Regions from separate parts of the Homo sapiens genome. Here region 2 is linked to region 1. Evidence: chromatin contacts called from ENCODE Hi-C data. All regions are on one chromosome and are shown on one strand. The core of a region is the stretch at or near the end of the contact, and the rest is flanking DNA. Distances in the headings are between cores, read along the strand shown. Region 1 holds the start of PRPF18 (pre-mRNA processing factor 18). Region 2 overlaps FRMD4A (FERM domain containing 4A).

The links. Hi-C counts contacts between places; a loop is a spot of excess contacts on that map. Pooled maps may share reads with other maps.
Region 2: a loop to region 1 is called in a pooled map, with 17 times the contacts of the local background. The contact joins the enhancer-like site here to the promoter of PRPF18 in region 1. A Hi-C loop is called at or near these places in 3 of 37 single-sample maps with no recorded cell type and 4 of 50 pooled maps.

What each region holds. Positions count from the first base shown.
Region 1 is chr10:13,583,376-13,589,453 of GRCh38, forward strand. It overlaps PRPF18 (pre-mRNA processing factor 18), which reads left to right and starts at 3,590. Exons shown (of 10, transcript NM_003675.4): 1 at 3,590-3,777. The coding sequence starts at 3,712. RefSeq lists enhancers at 3,545-3,884, 4,060-4,655.
Region 2 is chr10:13,826,965-13,833,273 of GRCh38, forward strand. The region is part of intron 3 of FRMD4A (FERM domain containing 4A); the gene reads right to left. Among named protein-coding and RNA genes, the nearest start is that of FRMD4A-AS2, 160 kb to the right of the region's middle. Within about 2 kb of position 4,992, at least 7 of the 41 ENCODE cell types and tissues checked have a DNase peak (open chromatin) inside an H3K27ac peak, as active enhancers do.

The DNA.
Region 1 (6,078 bases), core at 2,340-4,839:
GAAGCAGCATTACTGGGAGTGGACGGGTGCCCTTTGAGGTGCCTGTGACCGTGCTGCAGACACCACCGACCAGCCTTCCCGCTCTGCTCCAATTCTGAAGACTTGTGCAGACTGCATTTCAGACTGCAAATGCACTTTTTCCCCCGCAGGAGATGACAAAATAATATATTAGGTCGGCAGTTCTCAAAATGAGGTCCCTGGATCAACAGCATCCATCTCCCTTGGGAGTTTGTTCAAAAAGCAAAATCTTGGGTCCCACCCCAAGCCTATGGAAAGACAATTTCTGGGGTTGGGGACCAGCCGTCTGTGTTTCAAAAAGTCCTCCAGGTTATCCTGAAGCATGTTAAGGATTGAGAGCCACTGTATTGAATCATAGAGCTTTTCTTTGCTGTTTAAGTTACATTCCATCTTTTAGGGCAGCCACAAAACAAATCCAGGTGATCCTGATTCAATTTGGCATTTCCCTCCAGTCTCCAGAAATGACAAATAATTTCCTAGGATGAGTTACCTCTACAGAGGAATATCTCATCAATCCTGTACTGATTTTTACCCTTTTTTCTTTTAGAAGATGACTGATTTTTAATTTCTGAAATTATAGCCACATATACACTATTAAATCTTACAAAATTTAACTTTTTAAGGTCTATTTCTTGATTCCCCAACTAACTGGCTATCTCTTTGTGGGCAGGGTCTATGTTTTGGTTTAGGTCACAGAAGCTAATGTAGTATAGAGCTCATATATAAGATATTTAAATATTAGATTGAATAACTATGGAAATTTAAAAAATTCTTTATCTAATTCTTTGCTTTCTTTTATACTCTTCAAAATTTATCATATACAATGTCTAAAATAGACATGCTAGAAAATTTATAAATAGTCTAAATAATAATTAAACAGAAAAAGACTGATACCTGAATTTTCCCCCCATATTATGAGATTTGTACCAAATTGTGGTAAAAAGCAGAAAATAAGAATCCCCAATTGTTCTACTGTCCAGATAAAAACTTGATATTTTGGTATGTTTCCTTCCAATCAATGTTTTATTACGTCTATATGTTTTTGTTAAGAAGCATATGTCTATGTTTTTGTTAAAAAGCAGAGACTATATGCTATAAAGTTTCATTATGCTACTTTTGGACCGAACATTGTATCATGAGCATTCCCATACCATTGAATTTTTAAAAACATGGTTTTTAATGATGCCATGTTATTTGGTTGTGTGTATAAACTATATTTTATTTAACTATTCCTCCATTTAGAACACTTGGGTTGTTTCCAATTTTTCATTTTTATCTCTCATTTATTTATTTTTGTTTTAGAGACAGTGTCTTACTCTGCCACTCAGGCTGGAGTGCAGTGGTGCGATCAATGCTCACTGCAGCCTTGAACTCCTGGGTTCAAGTGATCTTCCTGCCTTGGCTTCCCAAAGTGCTGGGATTACAAGTGTGAGCCTCTGTACCCAGTCCCAATATTTCACTTTTTAAATAATGATTGTGATGAAATGGGATGCATGTTTTTTTAAATGAATATGGTCTCTCTTAGGGTCACGGCGATTTGTTCTTTTAAGTGTTTCTTTTCTTTTCTTTTTTTTTTTTTTTTTTTTTTTTGAGACAGAGTCTTGCCCTGTCACCCAGGCTGGAGTGCAGTGGCGCGATCTTGGCTCACTGCAACCTCCGCCTCCCGGGTTAAAGCGATTCTCCTGCCTCAGCCTCCTGAATAGCTGGGACTACAGGTGTGTGCCACCAAGCCCGGCTATTTTTGTAGTAGAGACAGGGTTTCACCATGTTGGCCAGGCTGGTCTCAAACTCCTGACCTCAGCTGATCCGCCTGCCTTGGCCTCCCAAAGTGCTCGGATTGTAGGCGTGAGCCACTGTGCCCGGCCTCTTTTAAGTATTTCTAAAAGCTCCTGGATATCTTTTTTCCTTCCTTTTGAATGGAAAAGCTTGCTTGTCAGTTGCTTGTTCAAGTATTTCTCTCTATCACTCTTTGATCTCAGGCCTTAATCAGGATTCAGTGCACATGTTTACATAAACGTAGAAATCAATGAAAGTCTAAAATGTAAGGGGAGGCTGTTAACTGTAGCTAGTAACTTCTCTGGTTTACACTGACAGTTTCCCAGGTAGCCAGCCGTTGTGTTCTCTGTAAACTTCCATTGCTGTTACTGTCATCTGTCTTAACCCTTCAGGTTTTTTTTGTGTCTAACAATCCCTAATCCCTAAATCAGGAAAATGCTAATAAATTATTATTTGCTCATTGATTAGTGAGGGAAACCCATATTCATGCAAGAGTGTTGCCATATTTAGTTCAAGGACATTTTCCTGTGTTGGCTTATTTCTGGCAAAAGTCAGGTATATTTTATTTTATTTTGTTTTGTTTTTGAGACAAAGTCTTGCTCTATCACCCAGGCTGGACTGCAGTGGCATGATCCCGGCTCACTGCAACCTCCATCTCCCGGATTCAAGCAATTCTCCTGTCTCAGCCTCCTGAGTAGCTAGGACTATAGGCACCTGCCACCACGCCTGGCTAATTTTTGTATTTTTAGTAGAGACGGGATTTCACCATGCTGGCCAGGCTGGTCTTGAACTCCTGACCTCAGGTGATCTGTCCACCTCGGCCTCCCAAAGTTCTGGGATTACAGGGGTGAGCCACCCCGTCTGGCCTCAGATATCTTTTAGATGAAGTATCACCCCCCACAAAAGACTTTCTAAATTGAAATAATTCAATTGTTCATTTTTTTGTTTTGTAAAGCATTTTACCCATTATCAGCTGACTCAACAAAATGATATTTCTTACCTTTTTTGAGTAAGAAAAACGAAATGTCAAATATTGTTCAATTATGATTTCACAAAAACAATTTTTAAACGTGCTTCAATGACATGAAAAAAATAAGTCCACTGTAAACAAATGTTAGGGACTTAAAAAATCTCTGACATAATTTTTCTCTTCAATTTAACTTTTTTTCCCTTGGGTTGGATTTAAAAAAAAAAAAGGAATTTCTGATTACATCTCCAATCATGTCACTGAAAAATCTTGATTGCTGAACACATGACCAAAAAATGATTAGTTAGCTTGAGGTAAATGTTCAATTATCACCAAGATTGGTAAGCAATCTAAAACAGAGGGAGTGAAGATAAATTGACTTCCAAACTGCTTTAAATGGTTGTAGTCGTTTAAGTTCACAGGAAATTTAACAGGCTAGTAATGAACAGACAGCCCTTTCACTCTATTGTTACAAGTTAGTATTATTGTTTAGATTTTTCTCATCCTTTTGCAAATTTTGCAAGCAAGTAACTTCAGAAACCCTAATGTAAATTTCCAGTTAATAAAGATCTTGATTTAACTGGCATTATTGAGGTGTTCTTCGAGAGGCTTTTGGAACTCAACTAGCAGGTGCAGAGAGTACTACAAAGACCCGGGTTTCCGTCCACGTTCACGTAAACCTCCCTACGAGGGGAAACTACAGGCGCGCTGCCGGAGGGCGCCGCCAGTGGGCACTCACGCACAGCTGCTTTGGCCACCACAGGCGCCCCGGGCCACTCTCTTCCCTCATCTCTCTCATCCCAGCTTCCGCCGGAAGCGGCTCCTGTCAGTTGTTCTCAGGTGTTTGGGCTTGTTGTTCCGTATACTCAGTGGGTTCGCGGCCGCCGGCCCAGTGAGGCTGGGTTCGAGGAGCTGGAGCGGGAAACTGGAGCTTAAATTCTGGCGGCGAGATGGACATTCTGAAATCAGAGATCCTTCGGAAGCGGCAGCTGGTGGAGGACAGGAACCTGCTGGTGGTGAGGACCCTGCGGTCGTGGGGGTCGGGATGTAAGAGTGAGAGTATGTGTGTCGGGGTTTTGGGGTGAGGGTGACGATACTCAGAGGATTCGGGGCGGGGACGGGGCTTAGCGAGTGTCCTGCCACTACCCCTGGTAGGCCCCCTTAGATCCAACCCTTGGCGTCTCACTGTTGAGGCTGGAGAATAGGGTCTGAGAGCAGGGAACTTGAGTACAATTCGTGCTGACTTCCCAAAGCTGGATCAAAAGGAAAACACCTGGGTCTGGGGGCGGGAACCTGAGGCCAATTAACGCCCACGTCCAAAAGCCAAACCAAAAGAAAAATCCTCATCTTCCCACCACCGAGTAGCAAAGGCTTCAGGCTGCGGCTCTCCCCGCATCCCTGCCTTTCCACCACCTCTCAGATGGGAAGGGAACGTGCCCTGCATTGGCCGTGGGCCAATCACGGGCCATCCCTTCATCTGCATAGGGCGCCAGTTCACCTCAGTCTTTAGCCACAGACCGAACCCTTCATCCAGATACGGGGTAGCTGATAGGGACCTCAGAAGGAGTACCTAAAACCCGGAAAACTTTGTAACCGGGGCCTCGAGCCGCTTGCTCGGGCCCACTCACACCCTGTGGAGTGCTTTCTCGCGTTCATAAGTCCCTACTTTTGCTGCTTCATTCCTGTGTTTTGTTACTTTTTTTGTGCGTTTTGTCCAATTCTTTGTTCAAAACGCCAAGGACCCGGGCAACTTACACTCACGGCCTTCTTTCCGGTAACCACTTGGGAGCCTTAGGGATGCAGGTGTGGGAATTGCAGGAAAACCCGAGGCTTTGTTTGTTTTCCCCCGACTGACCCTGTTTCCCTCCAGTTTACCTAACTGCCCCCTATCCCCGCTCCTACCTGTTGGCATTCTGCGGACGTGCCCCAGTGCTCCTGAGAGTTCCCTTCTGTCGCCTTACGAAGGGTTTGTGCCCAACTGAAACATGGAGGAAGGGCCGCCGGGCGCGGTGGCTCACACCTGTAATCCCCACACTTTGGTGGGCAGATCACCTGAGGTCAGGAGTTCGAGACCAGCCTGGCAAACATGGTGAAACCCCGTCTCTACTAAAAACACCAAAATTAGCTGGGCGTGGTGGTGCGCGCCTGTAATCCCAGCTACTCAGGAGGCTGAGGCCAGAGAATCACTTGAACCCGGGAGGCGGAGGTTGCCGTGAGCCGACATCGCACCACTGCACTCCTGCCTGGGCGACAGAGTGAGACACCGTCTCAAAAAAAAAAAAAAATTCCTTCTAGCCAGGTGTGGTGGTGCGCGCGTCTAGTCCCGGCTGCTTGGGAGACCAAGGCGGGAGGATCGCTTGAGCCCAGGAGTTCAGGCTGCAGTGAGCTATCATCGTGCCACTGCACTCCAGCCTGGGTGAGAGACCGAGTCCCTGTCTCTAAAAAAAAAAAAAAAAAAGTAATAAAATTCCTTTCTAATAGTAAATCCCAATTTTTTAAATTCTATTCCTCCTCCTTCTCTCTTCTTCAACACATGAAAAGTCTGTAGGCCTGCTCTTCACTGATGGGAATGCTAAGACTCTTTTGGAAAGGTACTAAAAAGGGGGAGAAAGAATTACATGATTTAGGAACTTCCTGAAGATGATCTCCCTTACTTTATTGTGTAGCAGTAACTTAGACCGCTGGTTCTCAAAGCTTTTGGTCTCAGGACCCCTTCACACTCTTAAAAGTTACTGAAGATCTTGAAGGACTTTTGTTTATGTGTTATTTCTATCCGTATTTACCATATTAGAAGTTAAAACTGAGAAACGTTAAAAATACTCACTGATCGATCATTTGGAAAACATTGGGTTACTGAATTATGCAGGTCTCCCACCTGTTGACACATTTCATTACAAAATATGAAAAGATCACTTCATTTAATATCCACTGATCTGAGAAACATCTGTAAGCATTAGGAAACTGTCAGGCTCCTGATGACAGATCTAAGTTCACCACACTTAATTTCCACTTGGAAGCTGGAATTTTATCATAGGCAACAAATATTATCAGTTATTTTCTTGAAGTGATCTGCTCACTTTGTTCAGTTTGGGGAAGTTGTCTGCCAAATACCCAAGTCTGAAGAACCATGGTTTGCCGGGTGTTCTTAAGTGTAAAAATGGTATTCCGTGAAAAAGCCAGTTTAGCTTGCAACTCAATTACTTTCCTCCACACAACCAGCAAACTTTAGTATAAATGAGAATTGTTGTATGCATCTTTCCTGTTTTGTCACATAATATTAAAAAGATATGGCCAAAGATCAAGACTTAATAAAAATA
Region 2 (6,309 bases), core at 3,742-6,241, 240 kb after region 1:
CCATCCTGGACTGAAAATATTAATTTATTCTATATTCTACATACTTCCAAAGGTTTAGAGGAGGTTTACGGAATTCAAAATAGCACAGAATAGGGGGATTAGGAACTTAAGTAAGACAAAGTCCATTGAAGACGGTGAGGCATTTATGAGACAAATGAATTTCTACTGCAGGGCACAGAATTGGACTCTGTGGAGGGAGATCTCGCGAGGTTACACAAGCTTCGTTAGCAGACAAAAGAAACGGGTTAGCTTTTTCCAAGAAGTACACATAAGGGGTATCAGGCATCATGGCTTCAACACAGTTTCAGAGAAAACCAGAAATGTGGCTGGCATGAAATGTCTCATGGTCTAGCCCCCAGCAAAGCCCAGCACACAAGCACGATCTGCGCCGTTCCCACAGCCTGGGGCAGATTTCAAGCCCATCTCCCGAAACCCGACAGGATATTCTGGGTGAGACCTGATGTTAGACATTTACATAAGCGAATTTGGCCTGAAATTTTGGAGGCGATGTTTTATTAGGTTTTTAACGCATGCTAATGTCGGCCATTAGGCAGCTTGGCACTGACATTTTGTCTTGATTCTGAAGCCAAACCACATAATAAATATGAAGTCAGTCTCAATTCAGGCAAAGCGAAACAGCCTCCTGCAGACTGATAAGCCAAGAGGTAGGAATGTTCAGAAAATCACGGTCAAGAAAGCAAAAGCAGATGAGCTGAGCCAAGGGCCCTGGGATCTGAGAGAGGGGTTCGGAGGTTCCGGCAGTCTGTAAGTCTGCCAGGAAGCAAGGAATGGGCTAGATCTCCAAGCCTACCCCCAGGAGATTGGAGGGTGAGGCCCGCACGCCAGGAGGAGTGGGAGAGGAGGAGGGAGAAGGGGCCCCTCTGCTCCTGCCTGCTTCGGGGAGCCCTGCTCTTTAATGCTGGGCTCAACTGCTGTCTGGCTGCTCCGAGCCCCTTGGGCTCGAAGCCCCTCCCCTGTCTCTACTGCCCAAATACCATTTATGCAAGACCCCGCTCTGTAGCCCCTCTGCAGAGAGAGCTGCCTTGCTCAGCTGCTCATGGCGGGGCTCTCAGAGTGCTCCAAGCTCCAGCAGGCCTCGTCTGAGGCACTGTCCTACCACATTTCCATCTTTTTTTCTAAATCCATGCCTTTTCAAGGATGGCAACATCTTGAAAGCAGGGATGGTATTATCCACATCTCTTTTTTTCTTATTTCTGTACATTGAAGTGGTACAAGTGCAGTTTTGCTACATGGATATACTATGCAGTGGCAAAGTCTGGGCTTTTAGTGTATCCATCACCCAAATAGCATCCGTTGTACCCATTAGGTCATTTCTCATCCCTCACCCCCTCCCACACTTTCATGTCACCAATGTCTATTATTCCACACTCCACGTCCACGTGTGCACTTTAAGTGAGAACATGTGTATTTGGCTTTTTGTTTTTGAGCTATTTCACTTAATGACTTCCAGTTCCATCCACGTTGCTGCAAAAAACATGATTTCATTCTTTTTGATGGCTGAATACTATTCCATTGTATATGTATACCATGTTTTCTTCTTTCTTTCTTTCTTTTTTTTTTTTTTGAGACGGAGTTTCACTCTTGTTGCCCAGGCTGGAGTGCAATGGCACCATCTTGGCTCACTGCAACCTCCGCCTCCTGGGTTCAAGCAATTCTCCTGCCTCATACTCTCGAGTAGCTGGGATTATAGGCATGTGCCACCATGCCTGGCTAATTTTGTATTTTTAGTAGAGACAGGGTTTCTCCATGTTGGTCAGGCTGCTCTTGAACTTCTGACCTCAGGTGATCCGCCCGCCTTGGCCTCGCAAAGTGCTGGGATTACAGGCGTGAGCCACTGCACCAGGCCACCACGTTTTCTTTATCCAAGTGTCCATTGATGGACACTTAAGTGGATTCCATGTCTTTACTATTGTGAATAGTGCTGTGATAAACATACAAGTGCAGGTATCTTTTTGATATAATGATTTATCTTCCTTTGAGTAGATACCCAGTAATGGGACTGCTGGGTCAAATGGTTCTTTGGTTTTTAGTTCTCTGAGAAATCTCCATACTGTTTTCCATAGACGTTGCATGAATTTGCATTCCTACCAACAGTGTATAAGCATTCCCCTTTCTCCACATCCAAGCCTCACCCAAATGGTGAGTGTTAAATGATGGCCTGGATGGATCAATGAATGAAGGAGTGAATGGTGAGGTGGAATAGGATTTTAGCAGGAGAAGCTTTCACATTGATAAACAAAACGAAAAACATTCTTCCGGCAGGGCATGGTGGCTCACACCTCTAATCCCAGCACTTTGGGGGTCCGAGGCAGGAAGACTCCTTGAGGCCAGGAATTCGAGACCAGCCTGGGCAACAAAGTGAGACCCCATCTCCACAAAAAATAAAAAAATTAGCTGGGTGTGGTGCCGTGTGCCTGTGGTCCCAGCACAGGAGTTTGAGGCTGCTGTGAGCCATGATTGTGCCACTGCACTCCAGCCTGGGCAACAGAGTGAGGTCCCATCTCAAAAAAAGGCAAAAAGCAAAAACCAGTGTTCCCTTGAGTTCTGTTCCCACGTCCAAGCCCTTCTCAATCTTCACAGGAGCCTTCAGTGACTTCATATGTCCTGCTGGTTCTAACTCCTGCTCAATTCAATGCTTCCTAATGCTAGGGATGCCTTCTCTCTCAGTAGGTTTCAGGGCTGTCTTTCACCACTGGAAACCTCTATTTGTAGATATGGGTGCAGCCTAGGTCCATCACCTTTAGCCCCAACCACCCTTAGTAAGTGGAGCTGAACATGTGCAGGGAAGACCCATCTGTGGGAATTCAGGAGAGCCAGGAGAAAGGCATGGATCCCCATCTTTGCTTCTGTCACCTGCCTGACTCTTCTTGCCATAAGTGTTTCACCAAAATAAATCGGGGGCCTGGCCAGGCCACTGGAAACACTGACCTTGAAGACTTTTCAGGAAATGATTTGCATGCAGTGCAGAAGACCTCTGACCCCTTCCTGTCGCTGGCACCTGATCGGATCCTAGCAGTGACCTCACCTGGGGATTTGACTGTGTGCTTCCCCACATGCCCTAGCTCTCTCTCTCTCTCTTCCTTTCTCTTAGCCTTACATGTTCTCTCTGGAGGAGATAACGCGCTTTACATTCATAACAGTGTGTCAGTCTGCAGAGAGAGAAATCATCTAAGGCCATGACCTCACTGCCACAAGTGTCACTGACTGCCAGGCAGAGCATCCATCGGGCAGGGCGCTGTCCCTCCTCGGCCCTCCTTCCCTCCATTTGCAGGAGGAAGGGTCACTACCATCCAGGTCACAGGCACAAAAGAGATTTTGTTGTCTGGGCTGCTGCTTTTCCAGCCCCTCTGACAGACTCCAGAAGGAGTCAAGGAATTGGGAAGGCGACAGCGTTAGAACAAGAAGGTGAAAAAACAGCAAGCATGCATCTTTCTCCCAGAGCTTCTCCAAAGCCAAACTATAGACTCTGAATGAGCCCTGAGCCAAGATGAGAGGTCAAGGTTCTTGTCCTGACTGTGGGCCACAGAGTTCTATGGTTTTAACAGAGAAGGTGGGATCCATAGCCCACTTCCAGTGGCTCCCTTTAACCAGTGCTGCCCCCTGCAGAACCAGCACAAGGCGACACGTTAATGTAACCCCAGCATTGCCATTGAAGGCTTTATGGGAGGCCTTGCCCTACTTACCAGAGAAAGCAAAGCGGGAGGTGTAGAGAAATGGGAAGCCTGACCATGTATGTTCATGTTCCATGTCACGCAGCATCCCTGTGTGTGTGTATGTGTGCACAGGAGTACTTGGTGTCATAAGTTTTGCTTATTATTATTAGAGACAGAGTCTCGCTCTGTCACCCAGGCAGGAGTTCAATGGCACATTCTCGGCTCACTGCAACCTCTGCCTCCCGGGTTCAAGTGATTCTCATGCCTCAGCCTCCCAAGTAGCTGGGATTACAGGCACCCACCACCAGGCCTGGCTAATTTTTGTATTTTTGGTAGAGACAGGGTTTTGCCATGTTGGCCAGGCTGGTCTTGAGCTCCTGACCTCAAGTGATCCACCTGCCTTGGCCTCCCAAAGTGCTAGGATTATAGGTGTGAGCCACCATGCCTGGCCAATTTTGCTTTTTAGAAATCACTCCAGACCTGACACTTCTTAGCTAGACAAAGAGGCACACACACACAGAGAGGCAGGACGCTCACTTCTACAGTCCCTGTGGAGTTTTAGACCAAACGCAATGCCTCTGACCTTCTTTGGATGACATCAACTTTACCGGTCTTCATCTGGGGACCTGGGCATCAAATCCCAGCCTGAAGATCCCAGGATTGGCCAGGTATGGTGGTGTATACCTGAGGTCTCAGCACTTTGGGAAGTTGAGGCAGGAGGATTGCTTGAGCGTAGGAGTTTGAGGCCTGCAGTGAGCTATGATTGCACCACTGCACTCTACCCTAGGTGACAGAGCAAGGTCCTGTCTCTAAAACAAATAAAATAAGAACTTAAGATTGCTGTTAGGAAACAAGAAGGCTTTGAAGTCACAGACTTGGACTGGCATTAAGGTTTTCTGAACTGTTGTGGGATCAGGACCCAGTAGCTTCACTTCCCAGAGTTTCAGCTTCTTTTCTGTAAAGTGGACATCATATCTCCAACTTTCTGGACACCATGGAGTTAAATAAGATGGTGTATGGGACATGTAACTCAGTTCTTGACACATAATTATTACTTACTGCTTGTTAATTCCTTCCACACGTCCACTGTGCATTTCCCTTCCCCATGCCAACCTCTTAACAACATCCTCATTACATCCTTATCCTGCTTCCTTTTTGGGTAGGAGATCTCCCAGTTGCCATTGTCTGGGAACACCCAGGCATTCACCGGGGGAGAGGCTGAGCTACTCCAAAATGGAGACAGTGCTGGGTGGACTCCTGCCTCTATCAGAATTCATCCAGGCCAAGAGCTCAGGGCTTTTTTAGCCAAACAACAGCAATCTCCTGCTGGCACGTAATCTTCAAGACTTTCACTTCCTCTGTCAGAGTGGAGGGAAAAATCAAACAGAACAAAAGCAAAATGAAAACCCTGGCCTGGACTTCCATTCTAATGTGCATGAGTGAGGTGGGCTCTGATGATCAATTACACCAGCAGAACCAATGAATTACACCAAGAGAACCGAGTTGCCGGCCCAGCTCACCGGGGGTGAACTCAGACACTGCTTTTCCTGCCTGCTTTCGGCTGCTCCCTCTCGGCCACTCTTCCAAGCTGCATCCCAAGCTGTCCTTTCTAGCTGCTTGATTGAAGTGCCTTTCCCGTGTGTCCACAGCAATACCAGCATCAAGGATTGTCCACTGCCCTCTTAGGATTCCTTCCTCCAAACAGACCCTCGTGCTTCGTCCAGAGTGAGAGGTTTCAGAACAGGAAGCAGGAGGTCTGTGCGGAAATGTCACCTGGATCTTCTAAATTAGTGATTTCAGCCTTGCGAGCACATTAGAATCAGCGGGGCAGTTTAAAAAGCCAGAGATGCCTGGGGCACCCTCGGGATTCCGACTTGATTGGTCTTGGGTGGGTCGAGGAATCTGTGGATTCTTTTTTCTTTTTCTTTATTTAGAGAAAGGGTCTCACTCTGTCACTCAGGCTGAAGTACAGTGGTACAATTATAGCTCACAGCAACCTTGAACTCTTGGGATCCTGCTAGGAAGCTGGGAATGGCCTAGATCTCCAAGCACACCCCTAGGGGACTAGAGGGTGAGGCCTGCAGGCCAGGGGGTAGGTGGGAGTGATCCTCCCACCTCAGCCTCCGAAGTAGCTGGGACTAGAGGTGAATGCCACCACACCCGGCTAATTTTTAAATTTTTTATAGAGACAGGGTCTTGCTATGTTGCCCAGACTGGTCTTGAACTCCTAGCCTCAAGCAATCCTCCCACCTCAGCCTCCTAAAGTGGGAATCGGTTGATTCTAATGAGTGCAACTAGGAATGAGCATCTGGAAAGAATCACTGTGTTGTGGGGAAATGCATATTTGCGATGTAATTAGAATGCTGATGCCTTTCCGTGTACAGTCTGCCTTCACACATATGTCTCCCTGGATTCAGAACAGTATTTATCGAGCACCCACTCGTGCTGGGTAGGGTGATGGGTGCCATGGATCTGCCATAGGAAGCCATGGTCCCTGACTGTATTAGACTGTTCTCACATTGCCAATAAAGACATACCTGAGACTGGGTAATTTATAAAGAAAAAGAGGTTTAATGGACTCACAGTTCCATATGGCTGGGGAGGCCTCACAATCATGGTGGAAGAGCAAGAGAAG